Linked DNA regions of Mus musculus: region 2 is linked to region 1. A link is a loop called in an ENCODE intact Hi-C map of the cell type or tissue named here. Cell type or tissue: heart. All regions are shown on one strand. Each heading gives the region's core, and the rest is flanking DNA. Links, peaks and the distances in the headings are about the cores only.

Region 1 (12,478 bases), core at 4,920-9,919:
CAGGTCTGTGAACACGAGGCGTTGCTTCTTCGGCTGCAGAGCCCTCTCCTTCTGCTGATCCTGCTCTTTACGCTTGCAGGCTGGAAAGGGGACAGAGGGGAGAGAGGACATCATGGGGGGGGGGTGAGGGGACACAGACACGTGAGGAGGGGCAGAACACTGACCAGGAGTGAGGAAACGTGGTCAAGGGGACACAGCAGGGACAAAGGGATGTGAGGGAGGAAGAGGACGGGAGACACAAGGATGAAGAGATGGGACAAGCCAGGGGAAGGAAGGGGAGGGGAGGAGGCCAGGCAGAGTCAGGGGACAGGGAGCAGAAGTCTGGGAATCAGTGTAAACTGGACCACTAGGAGAGAGGCAGGCAGAGACAGCCAAAAATGGAGGACAGGACAAGCTAGAGAGGTATGGGGAAGACATGGAGTCACACAGTGTGGGGACAGATGAAGCAAGGGGCAGCTGGATAACACAAGTCAGAGCCATCACTGGCTGCAGCAGAGCCTCCAGAGGGGAGCGGTCCTCAGCTTCCTAACGCTAATCCTCCCCTCCTCCCCGGCCAGCCAGCCGCTTCAGCAAGGGCTCCTGACTCCAACCCCAAAATGGGCCCCTTCCCCAGAACTATAGGTGTAGGTGTTGTGTATCATACCTGACATGCTGCAGTCCCATCTGTTGAGGACAAAATGGGACTCATGTGTGACTGGTCTGATGAAGACGTGGCTGACTGTAGGCCCTGGGTTATATCTCAAGCAGTAAAGAGTCCTGACCGCCTGTTGGCCCAGTTCTGGAACTCCCTCAGGACCTGTCCACCTCAGTTCACAGCCTTTGTCTGTTGTGAGCCCATCCCCCTGCCTAAAATCTCCCAGGGAGAGGTTGGGGGCGTGGCTAGGGGGTAGAGGGTCTACAAATTGGAGTTAGAATGTTTGTCATCTGGTCTAGATGCAACTCAAAACAGATACAAAGATGACCAGATAAAGGAGAGAGAGCGACAGTTTGTAACATAATTCAGAGGGTAAAAGCTTGCCACCCTCACTCAGTGACCTGAGTTCAATCCCTGGAACCTGCATGAAGGTAGAAAGAGAGAATCAACTCTAAAACATTGTCCTGTGGCGCACAGCATGTCTTTGATCTCAGCACTCAGGAGGCAGAGGCAGGAGGATCTCTGAGTTCAAGGTTAGCCTGGTCTAACAGAGTGAGTTCCAGGACAGCCAGAGTTTTGAGCCAGGAAAACCCTGTCTCAAAACAAAACAAAACAAAACAGCATTGACCTTTGACCTCCATAGGTGCACCATGGCATGTGCGCACACACACACACACACACACACACACACACATGCATCATACATACACACAGCAACAACAACAAATAAAAAATGTAAGTACATAGATATGATGGTTAAAGATAATTGTCAGCCTGACAAAGTGTAGAATCACCCAGGAGACCAGGGTCTGTGTTTGTCTGCCGGGGAATTACTTGATTATTTTCATTGAAGTGGGAAAACATGCCCACTGTGCGTGGCAGCATTCCCTAGGCTGGCATCCTGCCTACTGTGGGTGGCACTGTTTTCTAGGCTGGTATCCCTGGAGTGAGTGCCCTAGCATGCATGTTTTCACTGTCTCTTCTAACTTTAGACAGAGTGTGAGCATCTTCCCCAGCTGCTAAAACCTCCTCTTCCCCAAAGCAATGAACCTGGAACTATTAGCCAAGCAAACCCTTGTTCCCTTGAGTTGGCTTTTCTTGAAGTATTTTATCACAGTGATAGGGAAGGAAGGAAGAATCAGGACTGAAGCACATGGGTTTCATGTGGATGAATGGAAATGGGCAGACACGTCTTTGTGACGTTTCAGAACCCTGAGAATAAATAAAAATTTCCTAAAGCTTCCAAAAAGGAAAGGCAGATGCCATGGGAAAGATCCAGAGAAGCTTTCAGGGGGTCAGAAACCAGAAAACAAAAACTCCAAGGGCAGATGGGGCTGGAGGCGGCTCCGTACTTAGGAACATTTGCTGCCGGTGCAAGGAACCAACGTCTAGGTCCCAGAAGACTGGGCAGCTAACCTGTAACTGCAGCTCACAGGACTCTATGCTCTCTTCTAGCCTTTGTGGGAACTGGTATGTACAGAGACACACTCATATACGTAATCAAAAGTAAAATAGCCGGGTGGGAGTGGTGCATGTCTCTAGTCCCAGCCCTTGGGAGGCAGAGGCAGAGGGATCTGAGTTCCTGGTCTATAGTGTGAGTTCCAGGACAGCCAGGGCTGCTGCTCAAGCAAACAAACAAAACCAAATAAATTAATTAATTAAAAAAGAAACAGGGGCCTAGAGAGATGGCTCAGCGGGTAAGAGCACTGACTGCTCTTCCGAAGGTCCTGAGTTCAATTCCCAGCAACCTCATGGTGGCTCACAACCATCTGTAATGGGGTCTGATGCCCTCTTCTGGTGTGTCTGAAGAGAATGACAGTGTACTCACATACATTAAACAAACAAATAAAATAAAAGAAAGAAAGAAAGAAAGAAAGAAAGAAAGAAAGAAAGAAAGAAAGGAAGGAAGAAAGAAAGGAAGGAAGAAACAAGGAAAATGTATATTCCACCAGAATATTTCGCCAACTATCTTGATATTAAGCACAAAACTGGGATGAAGGTACAGTGGGAGTGATGTGTAGTGGTCACACCTTTCATTCTAGCACAGAGACAGGGGATCTCTGTGAGTTCAATCCCAGCCTGGTATACATAGCAAGTTTCAGGCCAGCCAGGGCTGCATAGAGAGCCTGTTTAAACAAACAAACACAGCCGGGCCTGGTGGCGCACGCCTTTAATCCCAGCACTAGGGAGGCAGAGTTGGCTATACAGAGAAACCCTGTCTCGAAAAACCAAAAAAAAAAAAAAAAAAAGAAAAAGAAAACAAACAAACAAACAAACACAGAGAGCCAAGGACTGCAAGAGTGGATGATATTTCACAGATCTCTCTTCCTTCCTTCCTTCCTTCCTTCCTTCCTTCCTTCCTTCCTTCCTTCCTCTCTCTCTCTCTCTTTCTCTCTCTGTCTCTCTCTCTCTTAGTCTCTCTCTGTGTCTCTGTCTCTCTCTCTCTCTTGGTCTCTGTCTCTCTGTCTCAGTCTCTCTGTTTCTGTCTCTCTGTCACTGTCTCTCTGTATCTCTCTCTCGGTCTCTGTCTGTCTCTGTCTCTCTTTCTGTCTCTCTCTTTCCCCCATCCCCCTTCAGGGCTTACATTAAGTGTAGGATAAGTGAAAAATGCCAGAACAGAAGAGAACCTGGGAGTTGCTCTGTAGGAGAGGGTTCCCTCTGGAACTGCTGCGGTACCAGCCTGGAACGGAAAGCTCCAGGGTAAGTCCTGAGAGCTCACTGCCTCATGAATGCCTCCCTTACACAAGCCTCAATGAGTTGGTTTTGCCTCCCGCTTGGGCAGTGAAATTGCTCGAGTGGCTTAAGGATCTGCAGAGTTGCACAAAAGAGGAAATGGAATCCTTACAGTCTCTGTGGCTGCGTCATGGATTCGACACGCATGGCCAAACCACGAGCATCCCATGGCAAAAGGTGGATCTCTCAGCAGATGGGCAAGCTGGTTGGGGGCGGGTGGGGTTTAGAGATGAAGGATGTCACAAAGGCTGGGAGAAAGCTGTCAGTAAAGACCTCAGATAAGCAGGAGGGCCCGAGTTTGAATCCTCCAAACCCACGAGAGTCTGCTGTTGAGGTGAGCTTCTGAAATCCTAGCGCTGAGGACTGGGAGACAGGCAGATCCCAAGACAACCCTGCCTGGCCCTAATCGGTGAGACGCAGGTCTCCTGAGAGACTCTACTCAAAGGAAAAAAAAAAAGAAAAAAAAGAAAAAGGTGGATCAGGGCAAGAGGGACACTCAGCTCAGCGGTTACAGCACTGTCTGTGAGCACAGAGGATCCAGGTTTGTTCCCAGCACCCACCAGGGGCCTCACAGTCATCTGTAAGTCGAGCTTCAAGGGGATCCCACGTCCTCTCTGACCTCTGAGGTTGCCACGTGGTGCACAGACAGACATGCAGCCACAACATTCAAATGCATAAAGTAAAACTAAACAAATTTCCAAACAAATAGTGTGAGAGGAATTGAGAACCTCTGACGTCACCCGTGCACGTGTGAACACACAGACTGGGATCTGAGGCACGGGCGGCAGCGGGACCCGTTTTGGTTGCTGGAATAAAATACCGAGGTGAAGAGAGCTAGGGGGAAAGGGTTCATGACAACTCGGCTCGCAAGCTTGCTTGTGACTACCCAGCTTGCACTCTTGCTTGAACTCAGCTGACTTTTCCCCACTCTTTCTTTTTACATTTTAGTTTTGTTTTTAGTTGAGAGTGGGGCAGTGTCTTGCGTGTGTACGTGCAGTACTTTCTCAGGCCAGAAGGGGGAGGCAGATCACAGGAGCTGGAGTCACAGGTGGCTGTGAGCTGCAGTTGCTGGGAGCTGTGGCTGCCCTTAACTACTGAGCTGTCTACACAGCCCCCTCCCATGCCTTCTCTATTCACACAGTTCAGGACCCAAATCCAGGGACAATGTACCAGTCTTCTTCCCACCCAAGGTAACACAACAGAGAACCCCTTGGCCAGTTATGATAGTGCATGACTTTAATCCCAGCATTCGGGAGGCAAAAGCAGGTGGATCTCTTTAAGTTGACCAACCCAGTCTACAGATCGAGTTCTAGGATAGCTAGGGCCGCATAATAGAGAGACCCCGACTCAAACAATAACAGAGCACAAAGGTGATCCCACACAGACAGGCCCACATCCACCTACGCTACAGTCCCTCACTGAGACGCCATTCCCTGGTAGTCCTTGGTTGCCTCAAGTGGACAATGAAAATTGACTGTTGCCCAGCCAACCTGCATGGTAAGACCCTGGCTTCCATCCTAAACCCTACAAATATGCACCTATATTTGGCAAAGGCTGGCAGGTAGATGGTGCTCCATGCTGGCGGATGGACACTAACAGAAACAAAGGGAGATGGTCTTCCCTGAGGTTCTTAGGAGTGTGGTGGCAGATACTCATCCTGGGATGAGGATCCAACTAGAAGAAGAAATCACCCATCTATCTATCTATCCACCCATCTACCCATCCACCCATTCACCCACCACCCACAATCCACCCACCCATCCATCTACCTACCTACCTACCCACCCATCCACTCATCTATCCATCCACCCATCCATCCACCCACCCATCCACTCATCTATCCATCTACCCACCCACCCACCCATCCACTCATCTATCCATCTACCCACCCACCCACCCACCCATCCACCCACCCACCCATCCACTCATCTATCCATCTACCCACCCACCCACCCACCCATCCACTCATCTATCCATCCACCCATCCATCCACCCACCCACCCATCCATCCACACATCCCATCCACCCATCTACCTATGGTACCACCTAGCAGTCTACTACTAGACTGTTAGAAGGGGACAGAAATACAGATTCTCAGAACACACAAGATTTTCTTGTCAAGAGCTTTCTATGGATTTGTTATTCTGTCCTTATGATAAAATATTCCTTTTATTCACACAGAGACAGTAAATCATTTGTCTAGAGAGGGCCAGCCAGAGACAAACCATTGACAGGCCAGACCTGGGTGGATCTTCTTGGAGTCTCTAAAGGGGAACCCCAAACCCAGGGTAGGGGAGAGGCCAGCCACAGAATAAGTCTGGAAAGAAACAAAAAGTCCCTTTTGGGTGGATGGTTCATGAAACCACTGCCTGCTCCCTGTCTTCCGTCTAGTGACACAGCCCTGGCTCCAGGCTGAACTGCTGTCTGAACCCATGGTCCCCCCACTCCCCATTTCCCGCTGCCCAAGAGAAGGATTCTGGAAGATGAGGCTACAGGGACCCTTATAGCAGCTGTCAGCCTCTAAGTCAACTCAAGCCAAGCTCTCTCCATTTCAGTGCAGAGGAAACTGAGCCTGGGAGCACCAGGCCAGTCACAGACTCTTCTTCAGGGCCCAGGCTGACCTATGGTGTGGGTCCATCTCCATTTAAGAGATAGCCTCATCCTAGGCTGAGTTCTTCTCTCTCACCTCCAGTGATCATCTCCACTGTCTCTTTCAGACTCCCTTCCTTCCAAGCACTGCCATGCACCGTACATCTGCCCTATTGTCTTCACCTCCATCTCCTCTTCCATCTCCTCTTTCTCTTCCTCCATCTCCTCTCCCATCTCCCTCCTCCTCCAGCGCCTTCATTCCCCTCCATCTCCTCCTTCATGTCTTCCTCCTGTCTCCTCCTTCACCTTCCACTGTCCTCTCTCAATCCCACCCTCCCTTCCCCCATTGCCACCTAGACAGCCAACTGCCCAACGCCCGCCACACCCATCCTCCCCACCCCATCCCCGCCCTCACTTCTGCTGCATTTTGGCTTGCTCTCTTGCTTTCTTCTCTCCCATCCGCACTGTTAACCGTGGTGTCCTCAAATCACTATTAAACATAGCACGATCCCCACCCTGGAGTCTACCTCCTCTAGCCTGGGCTCCCAGGGCCACCTCCAGGGCCCCATCAGCCTTCTCTGTGCCATCGGAGCTGCCTCACACAGGTGCCTTGACAGCTGCAGGGCTGGGGTCATAGTCATCTAGTTCTAGGGATTGGGGTGAGTCTACAGGCCTCTCCTATCACCAGTAAAACCAAGACACACAGTGTTCAGTGCACACCAGTCCCATACAAGCCTCCTCCACCACCCCTCTGTCCTGATCTGTGGCTACCCCGCCTTTTTTGGAAACCAGGGTCTCATTGTGTGGCCCTGGCTGCCCTGGAACTCACCTTGTAGACCAGGCTGGCTGCTGCTCCCATGTATTAGAATTAATGGTGCGCACCAACATGGCTTGACAACTTTTTAAAAAAAAAGATTAAAAAAAAAAAAAAAAAGAGTTGGGCATTGTGGCGCACGCCTTTAATCCCAGCACTCCGGAGGCAGAGACAGGCGGATTTCTGAGTTCGAGGCCAACCTGGTCTACAGAGTGAGTTCCAGGACAGCCAGGGCTACACAGAGAAACTTTGTCTCAAAAAAACAAAACCAAAACAAACAAAAAAAAGATTAATTTTTCTTATTTAAAAATTTGTGTGTAGCTGTGTCTACACTGGGGCATGTGCAATGAGTTGCCCCATGTTGTTGGGTCTGGAGCTGGAGTCACAGGGTTGTATTCCATGTGGCAGGGAATTGAATTCAGGCCCTTTAAAACAGCAGCCACCCTTAGCCACAGAACCTTCTCTCCTGCCCCTCGCCTTGGAGCTTGTAGGTTTGGCTAGACTGGCCGAGGGCAAACCCCCAGGATCTCCTGTTCCTGTCTTCCCAGGGCTGAGACTACAAGTAGGTGTCACCATACCCTGGGGTGTGTGTGTGTGTGTGTGTGTGTGTGTGTGTGTGTGTCTGTGAGAGAGAGAGAGAGAGAGAGAGAGAGAGAGAGAGAGAGAGAGAGAGAGAGAGAGAGAGAGAGAGAGCCCGTGTTCCTGCCACCCACCAGCTTTGCCCCATCGTCTTGAAGTTCACATTGTGTCCAGAAGAGGGCAGGCGCTCCCGGTCTATTGGGTTATATCCCGCAAAGGCATGGCAGCTGGAGGCGAAAACCCTGAGTTTAGGGTGTAATCTGTTTAGACTCCGGGTTTTGCACGCGGGGAACCTGCGTTGCCCGTTTCTTGGTTCTCTAGAGTTACTAGAGTCTACAGACCACCCCAGGCCAAGGCCTTATGTGCAACTGTTCTGAGGTTTCTGGGGCGGGACTCCCTTTTTTTCCATTGCCCAGAGGTGGCAGAAAAAATACTTAATGAGTTGAAAAAGACACAGAGCTCCTCAGTTTCGTGGGGATGGGGTGTGTGTGTGTGTGAGAAAAGTCGAGGTCTGGGTCTCATCTCTCCCGTGGCTGTGAGAGCGGATTAGGAGAGTCTCACACAGGTCAGCTTTCAGGGGGTCATCCCCTCTGGAAGATGGATGGAGCAACTGTGAACAGACAACTACACATCACTTAAGCCCAGCCACAATAGCCTCTAACCCATGAAGCCCTTCACTTTACTTCCTGCAAAGCTTTGGCCTCATCCCATAAGAAATGATCCTAAGGCTGGGGCTCAATGGGTAGAGTGCTTGTAGCTCAGTGGACAGAGTGCTTGTAGCTCAGTAGACAGAGTGCTTGTAGCTCAGTGGACAGAGGGCTTGTACTTCAGTGGACAGAGTGCTTGTAGCTCATTGGACAGAGGGCTTGTATTTCAGTGGACAGAATACTTGTAGCTCAGTGGGTAGAGTGCTTGCCCAATAAGCATTAGGCCTTGGGTTTCATTTCCAACATTAAATAAATAGGCGAGGTAGCACATGTCTGCCCCGCACCCTCTCAGTGAAACAAAAGAATCAGTTCATGGTCCATCCTTGGCTACATAGGGAATTGGAGGCCAGCCTGGGCTATGAGAGACCCTGTCTCAAAAAAAAAAATTAAAAATTAAAAGGAAAGTTGGAGAGCTGGTTCAGCAGTGTTAAGAGCACTGGCTGCTTTTCCAGAGGTCCTGAGTTCAATTCCCAGCAACCACATGGTGGCTCACAACCATCTGTAATGGGATCTGATGCCCTCTTCTGGTGTGTCTGAAGACAGTTACAGTGTACTCACATACATAAAATAATCAAATCTTTATAAAAAAGAAAAGAAAAGGAAAGAAATTAAGAAAGGCATAGAAAGGTATCTAGGTACCTCCCCAGCTCCACCCCACCCACAGAGCACCCCCACAACCCCTGCCCCCCAGTCAGTCCCTCCCCCCCTCCCTGCCTCCCTCCCTCCCCGTCTACTAAGCCTGGTGTGTGCTGAGCGATGGCGGCGCCCGTCCCCCCTCCTCACTCTCACTCCTGCAGCCCACAATTCAATACCAGCCTGGTCTCCGGCTGGGATGATGGCTGGTTACCGTGGTGACAAGTCCTGCCCCACCATGAGCTGCAGGGTGGGGGCCTACGTTGAAACCAACAATCTCTCCCCAACATGGTGACTCAACCCAGCCAGGCTGAATTTCCCCGAGATGCTCCCGAGAGGAGCCTCTCTGGCTCTGTGACTCTGCCAGGGTCACAAGTCCCCAAGACATTCAGGAAGGTGGTTCCTGTGGGTGGGAGAGCCGGGTGAGGACCCTTCCCCACAGATTCCCAAACCAATTCCTTCTTCCCCTCCCCACACTGCCCAGAGCTCCCCTTGAGCACCTGAGCCAGTATCAGGTGTCAGATTGACCCCACCTCCCTCCCCTTCCCTCCCTCCCTCCCTCCCTCTCTCCTTCCCCCCTTCCTCCCTCCCCTTCCCTCCCTCCCTCCCTCTCTCCTTCCCCCTTCCCTCCCTCCCCTTCCCTCCCTCCCTCCCTCTCTCCTTCCCCCTTCCCTTCCTCCCCTTCCCTCCCTCCCTCCCTCCCTCCTTCCCCCCTTCCCTCCCTCCCCTTCCCTCCCTCCCTCCCTCTCTTCTTCCCGCCCTTCCCTCCCTCCCTCCCTTTCCCTTTTCCTCCCCCTTCCCTCCCTCCTTCCCTCTCCCCTTCCATCCCTCCCTCCCATAGAGGATTTTAATGTCTTCATTTTTCAAAGCCTATCTGGAACCGTCCACACACACCTGGCCTGCTCACTGCAGAGGAGGGGCACCTGGGAGTTAGAGAGTCACAAGGAAGGGACGTGGGGGCAGCCAGGGGCCGTTCCCACCTGGGCTTTCAGTCAAGGAGACCTCTCACTGATCAATCCTCCATGGGGGTAAACCGAGTGAGCAAACAGCACAGCGCACACAAACTTTGAGACTCTGGTAGTGCAGGTTGTCCTGAAGTTATTACATAGTTGAGGATGACCGGGACCCCAATGTCCTCAGTGGGCTCCCCTCCGACTCTTTTCTCTCTTTTGATTTAAGCTCTCGCTGCTGTAGCCCAAACTCTTGGCAATTCTTCTGTCTCAGTCCCCCAAGTGCTGGGATGACAGGCGTGTACCACCACGCCAGGCTGAGCTTCGATGTTTAATAAGTCATTTGCAAAGGGCAAGGCGGCAGTTGGAAGAAGAATTAGCAAAAGATGGCTGGAAAGGAACCAGGTGCCTGAAAACCAGAGGCCGGCCCAGCCAAGGCAGGTCAGCGAGGGAGCGCTTCAATTGTTAGTGAATTAATCCACTGATAAGGGCTCTCAGCCCTGGGCTCTGTCCCCGGAAGTGCGTCCTGCCTCTCCAGGGAACCACGGTTCCCAAATCACCTGACCTAGGACGGGCTGGAGCCCAACTGTGTGGAAACCGCTGTGCGGTGAGTGCGGACTGGTAGGCCGCTAGGCAAACCACGACAAGAGCTCTTTATCGTCGAGTATCCCGTCGGCTCTCCCCGGAGCCCGAGCAAGTGAGAGAATAAAAATAAAACTAACGAGGTCGTGTTTAGGGAGGGCAGCGCACACGCCTTTAATTTCAGTGCGCTCGGGAGGCAGAGGCAAGAGTATCTCTGAGAGTTTGAGGCCAGCCTGGTCTACAGAGGGAGTTCCAAGAGAACCAGAGCTAAATAGAAAAAAAAAAAAAATCCTGTCTCAAAAAATCCAAAAATAAAAATAATGAATATTATGGTGTGGGCAACAGGATTTCGAGTGTAATGTGATCTTCAGCTACACTGAAGGCGACTGCGACTAGTCTGGGTTACATGAGACTCTATCTCAAAAACAAAACAAAACAAAACAAAACGCTAATACAGAATTATTTTGCAAGATTTCTGAGGCCAGAAGAGAGAGAAGAAAGCGAAGGGCAGCGCAGAGGGAGTGACAGGGCAGGAGGCTGCTCCTCCTCCCGGCAACGGGGACCCTGCAAGCTCTCTTTCAAAGCTGGGCACCAACCGACCGTCTAGGATTTCAGGGATCCGTCCCGCCCAAAGCTGGTGGGCCTGCTCAGAGCCGCGGGGTGGTGTTTGCCGCAAGTCCATCCAGGCCTCTGGGCCCAGACGGGCCCTCTGCAGCTCCCCAGCGCTAAGTGCGAGGTCCGTGGCAAGGACGGAGGTGCCCGCCTATAGCAGTGACCGGTGCTCAGGGCTGCTTTCCCTGGGGAGTCCTGGGGATCCAGGCGGGCGCAGGTCCGGATCCTGTTTCTCTGTGTAGTTTTTCAATGTGACAATAATTCAAGTCCCTCAACTGTCCTCACCTGTGCCCACTGGTGTGACTTCCGGAGGTGTGACTCCCGGAGTTAATCCGCCTAGGGGAAACTGAGGCCACAGGTGTCTTGAGCTGCCAGAGGGTCACACGGACCTCCCAGCCACGCCCGCTCTGGTTCCAGCCTCTACCCTCCCCCTCCAGCACTGCCTAGGGTATTGATCACCGTCTATTTTTAATTAAAAACTTGATTCAAACCAGCTTGAACTCTCCTGGTTAAAGCCAGGCTGTTCACAGGCTAACACAAAGAGAGCACGGGGGCGGCCTGGCTTCCTTCCTCCAGCCTCACGAACTGCCAGGCCTCCTGGCTGCTGTTCCTCACCTGCTCCTCCAGCCCAAGTCCCCCCATACACGCAGGAGGGCTGAGGAGACCATAGACGGAAGGCTGTCCCGGGAAGCTGCCTTCTGCATCTTAGGGGCTCTGGCAGGGGAGCTCAGAGTCCCCATAGTGGCCATGAAGAGTCCCCCTCAGCTGGAGGCAGCAGGGCAGTGATGGGTGTGGCTTGTATTTTGGCCTGGAAAGGTAATAGTTGATAGGGAATCTACAGCTGGGGAGTGCCTTCGTTCAGGCTAGGAATTTAGTTGAAAGAGGCTTAGTAAGTTTGTGGGTTTTAAAATTACTTTTCTCCTTCTTCTTCTTCTTCTTCTTCTTCTTTTTCTTCTTCTTCTTCTTCTTCTTCTTCTTCTTCTTCTTCTTCTTCTTCTTCTTCTTCTTCTTCTTCTTCTTCTCCTCCTCCTCCTCCTCCTCCTCCTCCTCCTCCTCCTCCTCCTCCTCTTCCTCCTCCTTCTTCTCTCTCTCTCTCTCTCTCTCTCTCTCTCTCTCTCTCTCTCTCTCTCTCTCTTTTGGCAGGGTTTCTCTGTGTAGCCCTTGCTGTCCTGGACCAGGCTGAGCTCAGATATCTACCTGTCTCTGCCTCCTGAGTGCTGGGATTAAAGGCATGCACCACCACTGTCTGGCTAAAATTACATTTTATTCTGTGTTTGTGTGGATGTAGGTGGGGGGATAGCACACTTTCAGAGGTCAGAATGGAAGCTCTCCTTTCACCATGTATGTCCCCAGGGATTAAACTCAAGCCCCCAGGCTTTGCAGCCTGAGCCTTTCCCCCAACATATCAAACCCACCTTGAGGGATCTTTAGACAGAAGGACCAGAGGTCAGCCTCAGCTTCTCACCAAGCAGAAGAAACAGCCCTGCCGCTTGCTCCTGTCTACCAGACTCTGGAGTGGTCATAGGAAGTGTCGACTGGATTTAGGGCAAGGTGTGAACTTGACTTTCCTCTGACACCAACTTAGGCTCATCCTGGGACACTGACATGGGGGTGGGGGTGGGGACAGTCTGCCAGGAATTGAAGT
Region 2 (12,478 bases), core at 4,830-9,829, 51 kb before region 1:
GGTTGAGTTCAAGGCCAAGAAAAGGAAAACACATGTCAAGCCACCATCATTCAGCAGTGATGAGTTGGACAACAGCGCCAGATGCAGAAAGATTTGGATCTTTCTTTCGAACTCCCGGGTGAGTGAGCAGACAGGTGCTGTGCTGCAGGTTGTCTTGCCGGGACACCAGCTCTGGACCTCTGGTCTGACAGAGGTCGGAGATGAGACATACATTATCCTGATAACTATATTCGCAGAGGCTGAGTTATATGTGACAGTACTGAGAAGTAACCATGCCTGGGTCGGCTCCCTTTGCTCTTCTACCGTGCGTGAGAAGCAATCTCTGTACTGTTTCAGGCTCTTTGCCAAATAACTTTGTTGGGAAAAGGCCACATCTGGAACACCTCTTGCTGATCTTGGTGCCCTGCTGCTAGGCTGACTGTATTTCTATAGAGGGACCCTGCCTTGGGGTCACCTACAGCTCCTGCTTTTGGACCCCAAATTACAGCTGCCCTGTCACCGCCCCCTTCAGTTGTTGATAATAGTTGTATAAAGGCACACAGAATATGAAAGTGCACTTAAACCTCATTTCCATGTATAGCTCAGCACCATGAAGCTCATTCGAAGGCTATGCTTCAGCTTCCACCATCCATCTCCATAGCTCCCAATCTGACGCTCTGGCTCCAGTGATTCCAACAATGTCCTGGGGAGTGGGAAGCTGAGGGAGTCCAGAGATGTTGAAAAACATCTTTATTGGTGGGTGGTGGTGTGGCACGACTACAGTCCTGTCACACAAGAGGCAGAGGCAGGCAGGTCTTTGTGAGGTTTAGGCCAGCCTGGTCTACAGAGTGAGTTCCAGGATATCTAGGGCCACACAGAGAAACTGTGTCTCAGAAAAACAAACAAGCCAGGTGTGGTAGCACACGCCTTTAATCCCAGCACTTGGGAGGCAGAGGCAGGCAGGTTTCTGAGTTCGAGGCCAGCCTGGTCTAGAGTGAGTTCCAGGACAGCCAGGGTGATACAGAGAAACCCTGTCTTGAAAAAACAAAACAAAACAAACAAACAAAAAAAACCCCAGAAAAACAAAACAAAACCAGCTTTTATTTATTTTAAAATACCAGTTTCCAGGTAACCCAGGTTGGCCCTGAGTTCTCTGTGTAACTGAGAATGATCTGAGTCAATCTCTCACCTCTATTTCCACTGTACTGAGACTATAGGTGTGTTCCCACCTCTGTCTCCACTGTACTGAGACTATAGGTGTGTTCCCACCTCTGTCTCCACTGTACTGAGATTACAGGTGTGCTCCCACCTCGACCTCCACTGGACTGAGACTATAGGTGTACACCACCAGAATTGCTTTTGAGGCTGTGTAATAACCCAGGGCCTATGTCATATGTTCGTCATGCACCAGTGCTTATCCAGGTGACTTCTCTCTGTGAGAATTGTTAAATGCTGGTAGAATACCCTTCCAAAATTGCATGTGTTGGCTCAAGTCTGTAATCCTAGGATCCCAGAGGCTGAGGCAGATGGATTTTATAGATTTGAAAATGAGATGAGCCTGGAGTGCAGAAGGAGAATCTTTTAAAATAAACACCAAATAAATTGATTAAAAATTTAAAAAGCAGGCGGCCATGGTGACTCAGGCCTGTAATCTTAGCATTTAGGAAAACTGTCAGAAGTCCAAGATCAGTCTAGGCTACAGTGCCAGACCCTGTCCAGACAAACAGAAAGAGGGGTTCTGGGGATGTTGCTCAGTGACTGGAGTAACTGTCTAGCAAGCACAAGGCTTTGCGTTTCATCTCCAGCACTGTGTAATGGGCAAGTCCATCCAGTCTGTGTTACATGAGACCTTACCTCAATCAAAAGCAAAACAGAAAAGCGGTTGGGGAGAGGGCTCAGTGGGTTAGAAAGCTGTGCACAGGTCTCAGGACCTGAGTTCTAATCCCCAGCACCCATTTAAAGCTGGGTATGACCAGGTGAGTGCCACCCTAGGCTTTGGGGTGGAGGCAAGCAGATGCTGGGAGCTTGCTAGCCAGCCTGCCCAGCTGAAGTACTTCAGTGAAGAAGCCTGTCTTAAAGGAAAGAAAATGGAAGACTAAACAAAGGGGTGGGAAGCTGTATGCTCCTCTAACCTCTGCATGCGGGTGCACAGTGTCGCCTCCCTCCAAACACCCCAGAACAAAGCAAAAACAAAAAAACAAAAAAACAAAAAAAAAAAAATCAAATATATTTCCAGAGTGTAGCTTAGTTGGAGTGCCCTTGTCTAGTGTATGTATCTAGGCACGGCAAAAAGAAAAAAGAAATGCCCCACTGATACCCCTCGTGGTTAGGTGACTATTTGAGCATCAATTAGGTAGGTTTCTCAGGATAGGCACCTCAGCCAATTAAGACCCTGGCTAGAGAGTTGGCTCAGTGGTGAAGAGCACTTACAGCAATTGGAGACTTGGGTTCGGTTCCCAGTACTCACATGACCGTTCATAACCATGAGTAGCTCCAATTTCTGGGTATCCAAAGCCCTTTTCTGACTTCAGCGAGAATCAGAAACACTCATGTTGCACATACATAGAATTAGAAAGTAAATCCTAAATCAAACAAAAACCCTGGCCGTGAAGCTCTCCTCGTCCTCCGGGGGGCGCACGACGGCCTTATATAGCCAAAGATTACAGCGGAGACTCGCGGTGCATTTCCAGCCAGGCGCACTCTGGACAGCCCAGGCTTCTCAGGGGCTTGAGGCTCAAGATTGCGAAGCTGCACCCGCGAAAGTCCGGTGCCGGAAGGTTCTCAGGACCAGAAGCATATAATCACGCGTTCTTTAAAGCTTCTCTTGTCCTAAGCTTCGGGTCTTCCGACGGCTACAGTTCCGCGGGAGACGACATTGTAAGCAGGCGCACTTCAGTCAGCCCTTCCCGGCGTCCCTAGCGACAGCGTCCCGGGGGCCTCTGGGGGCCTCGGGGCAAGATGGCGGCGTCGGCGGGGTCCGAAAAGCGCGAGCGGAAGCCTCCGGGGCGAGTGTGAGGAGGGGTCCCGGGGTCCCGGGTATCTCCGGGCCGGGGCCCCGCTGCGGAACGGACCATGCTACGTTCTACCGGCTTCTTCCGCTCCATCGACTGCCCATACTGGGCGGGAGCTCCCGGGGGGCCTTGCCGGCGGCCCTACTGCCACTTCCGGCACCGCGGAGCTCGGGGTCCCGGCGCTCCCGGTAGCGGCGGCGCAGCATCTCCTGCATCAGGTAAAGCCCATAGGACCGCCCTGGGTCCCACAGCCCGCCCGTGCTACATGTTTCCCTTGCTCAGCCAGACCGCGCACTGTCAGATTGCTGTCCCTCTCCTAGCTGCCATCGCGATGCTGTGCAAATGTCTAGACCTCTCTGGTCATTAAAGCATAAAGACGGTCACGACGGAGCGAGAGACCGTGCATCCCCGTCCCCAAGCTAGGGGACTTGGTGCAACTCCTCCGGTTCTTATTCTGTCCACCTTGTTCCGAACGATATATCATTCCCTCCCGTCACCACGCACGCCACCCTGTGCGCTTGTGGCATACCTTGTTTACGAACGCGACAGTTTCCTGGGATGAGTCCCCCCCCCCCCCCCACTGTCTCCAGTAGTTGGATGCACAAGGCCATAGGGGCACCTGCTGTTTGTCGAGCGGAAAACCCCCTTGCCTTGAACGGGTGTGGACTTTGAGCTTGGCAGGGAGCATGTCGCAATTAGTGTGATGACATTTTGAAGAAGGCCTCAGGGATCAGGCAGTGTGTAGGAAGTATTGTATTAGAGAAAAGACATTAAGGTTTTGTTATTTGTCTTTTGTTTGTTTTTACTGTTGTAGGCCAGGCTAGTTTTGGACCCAGGACCCTGAAGCTGCAACCTCCTAGGTTCTGGGATGGCCCTAACCGGACCCTTAGGATTCCAATTGCATTTAAAGAAGACATTGGAGAGCCTAGAGAGATGGCTCCGATTTAAGAGCACTTTCTGTTTTGGGCTGGGCCTGCTGCGTGCACACTTTTAGTCCCGTTTCTCTAGAGGCATTGCCGGGTGGACCTCTGAGTTTGAGTCCAGCCTGGTCTATATAGGAAGCCTTGTTCCAGAAATCCATAGCCAGTGAGTCCCTGTCTGAGGGGTGGGGGCCACGCTTGCTACTGTTGCAGAGGCCCTGGATTGGGTTACCAGCAGCCACATGGCTGGTTTGTAAACCCAGTTCCAAGGCACCAGCCATGTGTGGTGCAAATGCAATCACCCAGGCAAACTCTCATGTGGATGAAATTAAAAACAAAAACCTTTAAAAAGTGGCATGGCACCCAGGTATGGTGGTGCATGCCTTTAATTTCAGCATTTAGGAGGTAGAGGCAGGTGAATCTCTTTGAGTTTAAGGCCAGCCTGGGTTACATATGTGGTCATCTCTAAAAGAGAGACAGGGCATTGTTGACTAGAGTACCGTTTAGTCCCCTCTGGTGGCCTCTGTTCCTTAGAAATGGCTTGGTGAACTTCACCACTGACTCCACCCCCAGGTCCCAGGTTTATTTTAGACCACTCTCTCTCAAGCTGTTGTCTTTTATTTAAATAATGGTATATATATATGTGTGTGTGTGTGTGTATATATATATATACATATATATATATATCGAGCATTTAAATGGATAGATAGGTTCACTGTGTAGCCCAGGCTGGCCTCGAACTTGAGGTGATCTTCCTGCCTCTGCCCTCTGAGAGTTTGAGGGCCAGGCATGACCTGCCACATCTCTTGTTGTTGGGTCCCCATCCTCACACATACATTGGCCTAGGACACCTGCACTGCAAGTGGCCCTTTGACAACTCTGTGTGTGGTGGTCAGGCTCCACACCTGGCCGCCATTGTCCTTGCCGGGTCAGCCGGGGACTCAGCCCAGGTGCTTGGGAAGAGGAGGGGCATAGCTTGGCAGATTTCACTGCAGGGTGGGCCCTGAGTGCCTGGCATAGGCGACCTCTCAGGCTGCAGTGCCCAGCTTGGTGACATGCAGTGCCTTTCGTTTCCTATAGACTTATGCCTGTATGGGTGTCCAACTCGGTGTGTCTGCAGAGGCCAGAGGGGGACATTGGATTCCTAGGTCTGAATTTCCAAGTAGTTGTATGCCTTCAGCCATTAGTGTTACGGATGGAGTTCTGACCGTGGCAAAAGCAACCAGTGCTCTTAACCCCTGAGCCATCTCTTTCACCCTTTTGTTGTTTTGTGGGATTTTGTTTTGTTTTTTGAGACAGGGTCTCTGTGTACCCCTGACTGTCCTGGACTCACTCTGTAGACCAGGCTGGCCTTGAACTCACAGAGATCCTCCTGCCTCTGTCTCCAGAGCACTAGGATCAGTGGTGTGCACCCCCACCACTAAGTTGACATCCTGGCTTTTAAAGTTTACTTCCTTTTTGTGGATTGGGGATGGAAGCTGTCTTCTGCTGTGCCCAGTGCTGGACCCAATACTGTGCCATCCCAGTGCTGTACCCGGTACTGTGCCATCCCTGAACAGTGTTGTACCTGGTACTGTGCCATCCCTGAGCAGTGCTGTACCTGGTACTGTGCCATCCCTGAGCAGTGCTGTACCTGGTACTGTGCCATCCCTGAGCAGTGCTGTACCTGGTACTGTGCCATCCCTGAGCAGTGCTGTACCTGGTACTGTGCCATCCCTGAGCAGTGCTGTCCCCGGTACTGTGCCATCCCTGAGCAGTGCTTGGTCCTCACCTTTCCTCTCACGTTGTTCTTCCTGTGCTGTCTTGCGCCACAGCTGGTTACTTGGTTCCCCAGAAGGTCATGTTTGGGGTCTGGTGCTTCTCTGTGTGTCTGACAGTCCTCAGGGAATGGTGCTCCGTTCCTCGTGGCATCTCCTGGTGTCCTAGACATGATGTCCAGTCCTGCTCTTCCTGCTCTGGGGATTCTTCTGTCCTCTCCTCAGTGCTCCTCTGAGGAGGCCTGGGCCTGGGCTGCTCTGGATTAGGATAAAGTCCCTACACCTGTGGCTCAGCCTTGGTGGCATCCCTTGGGCTCCCTGGAGTAGCCCTCCATGGCCTTTGTACCCACAGGAAAGCAAACCCTTATGTGACTGGTCTCCAGTGGCTCAGAGCTGCAACAGAAGCTAGCCACCTTTTCTCAGCTGGGATACATAGTTACCCTGTTGAGATGCTGAGTGCTATGGAGGAAGACAGGCTGAGGGACAAAGGAAGTTTGTTCACTGATACCAGTGAGGGAGGTTAGAGCTATGGGCATAGGAGGTGATTCCTCGGTGGTAGCCCCTGTGAGTGGCAAGACTGGGCCTTGGGTTTCTCTCTGGATTCCTATTGGCTGGTGTACACGAAGCCCGGGCCCCAACACAGCTACTGTCCCTGTCAAGGGAGGGGTATGTATGAGAGGAGCAGAAATGAGAAATCAGGGTGTCTGAGCCAGAGAGCTAACCCCACCCCCACCCTTGCCATGTCTTCAGGGCCTTGGAACCTCCATCTGAGACCCCCAGCAATGTTGTGTGGGTGGCAGCCAGGAGTGAAGTGTGAGTGGCTCCACACACGCCCAGCCAGAGGTGTTCCCATATTTCCCTGTGGACAGTTTGGTGCTAAGGGCAAGTCCAGAACAGAAGCTGTGGAGCTTCTTAGAAGGAACAGGCTTTGTCAGGTAAAGGAGGGTGTTCCTAGGGCAGAGAGTGGGGGGTGGGGCGAGAAAGTGGCTGTGGCCAAGTTCCTTCTGAGCCTTGAGGGCCTCTGGAGGCCTGGATCCCATCCCAGTTCCCACAGCACATGCTTGAGCAGTGAGGGTCAGAGGGGACAGACACTTCTGGCCTCTTCCCACTGAACCCTGCCACCACATGAGACCTGTGACTGCCATTGACCTGTTAGACCAGGCTTGGTGCACTGCCTGGGGAGACAGGGGCTTTGGAAGTGGCTTTCCTTGTCTGAGCAACCTAGAGTCCCTCGGGACCAAGGGACTCCTGCCACTTTGGGCTCCTTCCCAGAGAAAGACCCACTTCTCCAGGAAATGCCAGCAGGGGGCGCTGCAGTCCACAACATGGTTGTCAGGGATAGCTGGCCCTGTGGATGCCCGGAGACATCAGTGAGGAGAAAGGCCCTGATTGCCTTCTAACAGACAGTAACACGCCATGGTCCTCTGGTTGGACTGCTGTGTCAGGTGTCTGGTGAACATTCTCCTCGACCAACTCTTCCAGTTCCAGCTCTGCCCAGCGAGAGAGCCTCAGGGCTACACTCCTTGGCTACCTTGCTGGTGGTGGGCAGCTGGTTCCACTGGCTGGGGAAAGTGGCTTAGAGGGCAGATGGGCATCCCAATATATAAGCAGGACAGAATTTAGGATGCCGACCCCTACTGCTCAGCTGCCACACCTGCCCGGTGATCTTTAGAGTGCTGTTAGTGGAGAGTGCAAGCTGCCCAGCTTACATCTGTCCCACATCTGCCCCTATTCATTGCTCCTCTGTCTTCGTTATGACACTGCTGCTTTCTGAGACCATCCTTCGCCTGACCCTCTTGACCTGATTCTGTGGCCTGTCTGTCCTGCTGCCATTTAGATAAAGGACTTGGGATTTCAGGTGACTGTTGGTACAGGGACAGCTGGAGTAGGGGTTTGCAGCTGACATCCTGTCCCAGGACACCTTCCCACAGAGGGAGGGAGCGCCAGGTGCAGATGCACTGAACTGAGCCTGTCTAGGACAGGCAGATAACTAGGAAGGTCTGCAGGGGTGGGGTGCTAGCTGACTCCTGGAAGTATGGCTTCTAAGGGGGCTCTTTCATGCTGAGTCTTAGAGTACCTGTGGCAGTCAGGAGCCCTGTGGGAGTTAGGGCATGCTCCTGTCTTGAAGGTGGCTTGTCCGTGGGTGCTGCAGTGCTCCAGTGGTCTCTGCAGACAGCCACTTCTAAGGATGATGGAGCTCTGTTCCACAGTAGCCGGGGAGTGCTGGGAGTGGGTGGCAGGTCTCCAGCCCTGCTTCACTTTGCCAGTGATCTAGGCCCACGTGCTCTGCGGCTCTCTGAGGCTCTGACCATCCTTGACTCAGCGCACACCTATGGGACTCTGGGTAGAAGGATAGACAGTCAAGCACATGGACACTGACTCACACTGGTTCTGGAGAGAATAGCTGGGAACTGAGAAGTAGCTGGGGGCTGAGGAGAGGCAGGTTTTTTTTTTTTAAGATTTTATTTATTGTTTCTTTGGTTTTTTTTGGGTTGTTTTTTGTTTGTTTGTTTGGGTTTTTTGTTGTTGTTTTGTTTTTTGTTTTGGTTTTTCGAGACAGGGTTTCTCTGTAGCCCTGGCTGTCCTGGAACTCACTTTGTAGACCAGGCTGGCCTCGAACTCAGAAATCCGCCTGCCTCTGCCTCCCAACTGCTGGGACTAAAGACGTGTGCCACCATGCCCGGCAAAGATTTTATTTATTATTAAATACACTGAAGCTGTCTTCAGACACACCAGAAGAGGGCATCAGATCTCATTACAGGTGGTTGTAAGCCATCATGTGGTTGCTGGGATTTGAACTCAGGACCTTCAGAAGAGCAGTCAGTGCTCTTACCTGCTGAGCCATCTCACCAGCCCTGAGAGGCAGGTTCTTGTCATATGGCTCCTAAACTTTATTTTAAGATATTTTTTTTTGTTTTGTTTTTCGAGACAGGGTTTCTCTGTGTAGACCTGGCTGTCCTGGAACTCACTTTGTAGACCAGGCTGGCCTCAAACTCAGAAATCCGCCTGCCTCTGCCTCCCAAGTGCTGGGATTAAAGGCGTGCACCACCATGCCGGGCTTTTTTTAAAGATTTATTTTATGCCTATGAGTATGCTATAGCTGACCAGAAGAGAACCTTGGATCCCTTGTGAGCCACCATGTGGTTGCTGGGAATTGAACTCAGGACCTTCGGAAGAGCAGTCAGTGCTCTTACCTGCTGAGCCATCTCACCAGCCCTGAGAGGCAGGTTCTTGTCATGCGACTCCTAAACTTTATTTTAAGATTTTTTTTTGTTTTGTTTTGTTTTTCGAGACAGGGTTTCTCTGTGTAGACCTGGCTGTCCTGGAACTCACTTTGTAGACCAGGCTGGCCTCAAACTCAGAAATCCGCCTGCCTCTGCCTCCCAAGTGCTGGGATTAAAGGCGTGCACCACCATGCCAGGCTTTTTTTAAAGATTTATTTTATGCCTATGAGTATGCTGTAGCTGACCAGAAGAGAGCCTTGGATCCCTTGTGAGCCACCATGTGGTTGCTGGGAATTGAACTCAGGAGCTTTGGAAGAACAGTCAGTGCTCTTAACTGCTGAGCCATCTCTCCATCCCTTAAACTAGGTTTTGAAGGCCAATATGAGTTTGTCTAGTGGCTGGAAGATGCCAACAGAAAACTCTGCTGACATGCTGACTTGATATCCAGCCTTCTAGAAAGGTTTTGGTGACTCTGAAGTGCCACTGGTTGCTGTGGGATACTGTCTTGTGTAGTGGGAAAGGCTGGGACTGAGCTCATCCTGGTCTTCTGTTAACAGGGTTCCTGCAGCTGCAGTGAGCTGTTCATCTGAGGACTTGAGAGTTTGTGTGTTGAGAGTCCTGGGACTGGGAGTCCTGGGTCTGTCCATTGAGTGGGAGGTGGGCATTGGGGCAGGTCCCAGACCTGAGTGGGTGACAAAGAGAACCTGGTTGGGGACCTTGCCATAGTTCTGAGCAGAAACCGTCATGTGGAGTGGTGGGGGCAGGGCTGCATTTAACCGTCTGAAAGCCCCACATGACCCCACCAGCCTCCATGACAAGTGACAAAAGGACCGTGTTCACATAATACTGGCCAGCATGCTCTTCCTCTGAAGATGCAGGGCCCTCAGTCGCCAGCCTGAGCTCTGGTGAGTTGGCAACTTGGGCCTGGGAGACATCCTGACTGGGTCTCTGCTGGTGTCAGGGTGGGGCATAGAGGGCCCTGGCCATCTCCACTGGGATCCAGTTAGGACGGCCAGGCTGGTCTTAGAGAATTTTCTTTATTGGCTCACAGCCCTTGTGGACCATGGGAAAGGAAGGCTACCTCTTGCCTTGCTCCAGGATATTAGCATGTGGCCCCACCGCCTTACCTATCAGCTTCTCTTCTGGACTGTCGGGTGACCATGGAGGCTCCATGGCTGTTCCTGCCTCAGAGAGCCCAGCATCTTAGGCATGGAGGGGGCACCCCTTGCATCCCACTTAGCAACTCCATCTGCTTGGAAGCCCTTGGCATCCTACAGGGCTGGCCTTATGGAAAGGGAGGGCTCTGAAGGATGACCTGGGGACAGGGATCCTCGTAGGGTAAGACTTGCTGTGTGCCTATACTGAGGCTGAGCAGCACTTCCTAGGCTCTCCCGCCCTCTTCTGTGGCCAGGTCTCACACTTGTGTGCAGCTTCCCATAGCTCTCTGGCGACCTGCTGCCGACATGTGTGGTCTCTGTGTGTGAGCCACTGAAGGTGACCTCGGAGTCTGGTCCTGCTTGGATGACCTCATGTGTCCAGTGGTGCTGAGCTGAGGGGCGTGCCTGGATCCCAGTGTAGGGTGGAAAGGGTCAACCTAGGAAAGATGGATCACAGTCCTCTGTGGAGACCTTTGGGCTGTATGGCCATCCTTGGCTTGGCATTCAGGACCATGCCCGGCAGAACGCATCTGAGACAGCCCAGCGTGGACTGGTTCTCCCAGCACCTCGCCCCAGCACCCCTTGCACTGCCCGCTCGCCTCTCCTTCCCTCTGTCTGAGGAGCACCCTTTTCCACCTCCAGGCTGGGAGCTCTCTTATCAGAGCTCTCACTGAGCCAGGCCCCAGCAGCCTCTTGGCCTTTATCAGCCTTTTGGCCTTGAGCAGAAACCTCGGGTGCTGGTGCTGCCCAGGGACTGACTTCCTGTTGTCAGGAGAGGACCAGTGTGATGCTGCCCCTGAGACTGGTGCCTCTGGCGTGGCCTGTCAGAGGTCTAGACAGATGTGTGGAAGGAATTACCCAGGACAGTGCTGCTTAGCTGTATTTGGGTCATTCCTCCCATAGACAGGCTGACCAGGTGCCGTTTCAACCTGGGGACCCCAGTTTCCTGTCCAGCGCTCTCTCTGTAGCACTAGTAGGGTGATGGACCATTCCATCACTGCCCAACCTGGGACTCAAGGACCCTTCCCTATAGGTGGGGGATCCCCAAGAAGATAACCTTTATAGTGTGAACTCAGTCACCTGTGTGGACCAACCTGTCTCCCAAGAAGCAAGGTTGAGTGTCCACGCTTGCATAGAAAGGCCCATGCCTTCCTTCTGCAGTCCTCCCGCATTACTGTTCGTTGGGCTGGTGTGATCCTCTTGTCTTAGTCTCCTGAGTCCTAGGACAGTAGGTGTGCATTCAGGCAGGGCCTTGCTGGCAGGGGCTCTGGGTGCAGTGGTCAGTTCAGCCTTGGTTGAATGTTTTAGTTTCTAAATTTTTCCTCCTTTCTTCCTCCTTCATCCCTCTCCCTCTCCCCTCCCCGGGGAGGGGGGGGGCTTTGGGTGTGCTAGACAAGTTTCTTTTGAGATTGTGTTTTGCTAGCTTAAGATGGCCTTGAACTTCTGATCCTCCTGCCTCAGCCTCCTGCATGGCTAGCCCACTGCCTCTGATCCTTAGAATGTTACTTTTTAAGAAGCCAGCCCAGTCAAGCCTGGAATCTCACCCTGGGTCACCCCAGCACCTGGGAAGTAGAGGCAGGAGGATCAGAAGTTCAAGGTCACCCTCAGCTGTACATCCAGGCTGGCTAAGATTTATTTTTGTTTGTTTTTTTTTGTTTTTCGAGACAGGGTTTCTCTGTATAGCCCTGGCTGTCCTGGAACTCACTTTGTAGACCAGGCTAGCCTCGAACTCAGAAATCCGCCTGCCTCTGCCTCTACTGGCACAGTAAGATCTTACATCAAATAACTAAAGGGAAAGTCCAGAGAAGTTGCCAATTCTTTTCACAGGTCCGTGCGAGTTTGACCCAGCCTCTGCCCCTGCCTCTCAGCAGTAGGGCCCCGCCCCCTCCGTGAGCCGTCTTGTCTCATCCCCTTTCTCAGCAAGAGAGGTTCCCTTCTCTCGTCCTTCAGGAGGTGTGGGCTCCCCTATTTGTCTCCTCATTATGAATGTGTGTCTGCATGGGTGTAGTGGGTACCCATGGAGGCTGAGGTGTCATCCCCTGGACTAGACATGTAGGCTTGTAGGTTGCCTGCTGTGGCTCTGGCTGGCTCCAGCCCCTCCCTTTCAGGTGCTTTGTGAAACAGTGAGGCACAGGAGGTTCAGGTGCCAGCTCAGTGGTGAAGGCTGAGCACTGGAATGAATTAGTTAAATCGCTTTGGCTCCTGGTGGGTCGAGTGGGTGCTGCACCCAAGAGCTCTCTGGATTCTCAAATGAAACACACACACACACACACACACACACACACACACACACACACACACACACGCCGGGTGTGGTGTCGAACACCTTTAATCCCAGCACTTGGGAGACAGAGGCAGGCGGATTTCTGAGTTCGAGGCCAGCCTGATCTACAGAGTGAGTTCCAGGATAGCCAGGGTTACACAGAGAAA

Evidence for each region. Hi-C counts contacts between places; a loop is a spot of excess contacts. Peaks named below come from ENCODE experiments on the same cell type or tissue, not always from the same donor. Only the 100,000 strongest peaks of a DNase experiment are listed, where the experiment ranks them.
Region 2: it touches region 1 in a loop (3-fold over the local background); 8 of 42 quality-filtered maps call a loop at or near these places.

Annotation. Positions count from the first base shown.
Region 1 is chr10:80,501,459-80,513,936 of GRCm38, reverse strand. Onecut3 (one cut domain, family member 3) reads right to left here. Exons shown (of 2, transcript NM_139226.3): 2 at 1-80. Among named protein-coding and RNA genes, the nearest start is that of Onecut3, 13 kb to the right of the region's middle. In heart, for the core only: a CTCF peak has its summit at 7,544 (motif pointing right); no DNase peak of the experiment used is centred there; H3K4me3 peaks cover 420 bases; H3K27me3 peaks cover 4,283 bases.
Region 2 is chr10:80,551,994-80,564,471 of GRCm38, reverse strand. Rexo1 (REX1, RNA exonuclease 1) reads left to right here and starts at 2,912. Exons shown (of 15, transcript NM_025852.3): 1 at 2,912-3,208. The coding sequence starts at 3,052. It overlaps Gm31057 (predicted gene, 31057), which reads right to left. Exons shown (of 3, transcript NR_168571.1): 2 at 11,143-11,268; 3 at 9,091-10,485. In heart, for the core only: a CTCF peak has its summit at 6,956 (motif pointing right); a DNase peak (open chromatin) is centred at 6,851; H3K27ac peaks cover 1,344 bases.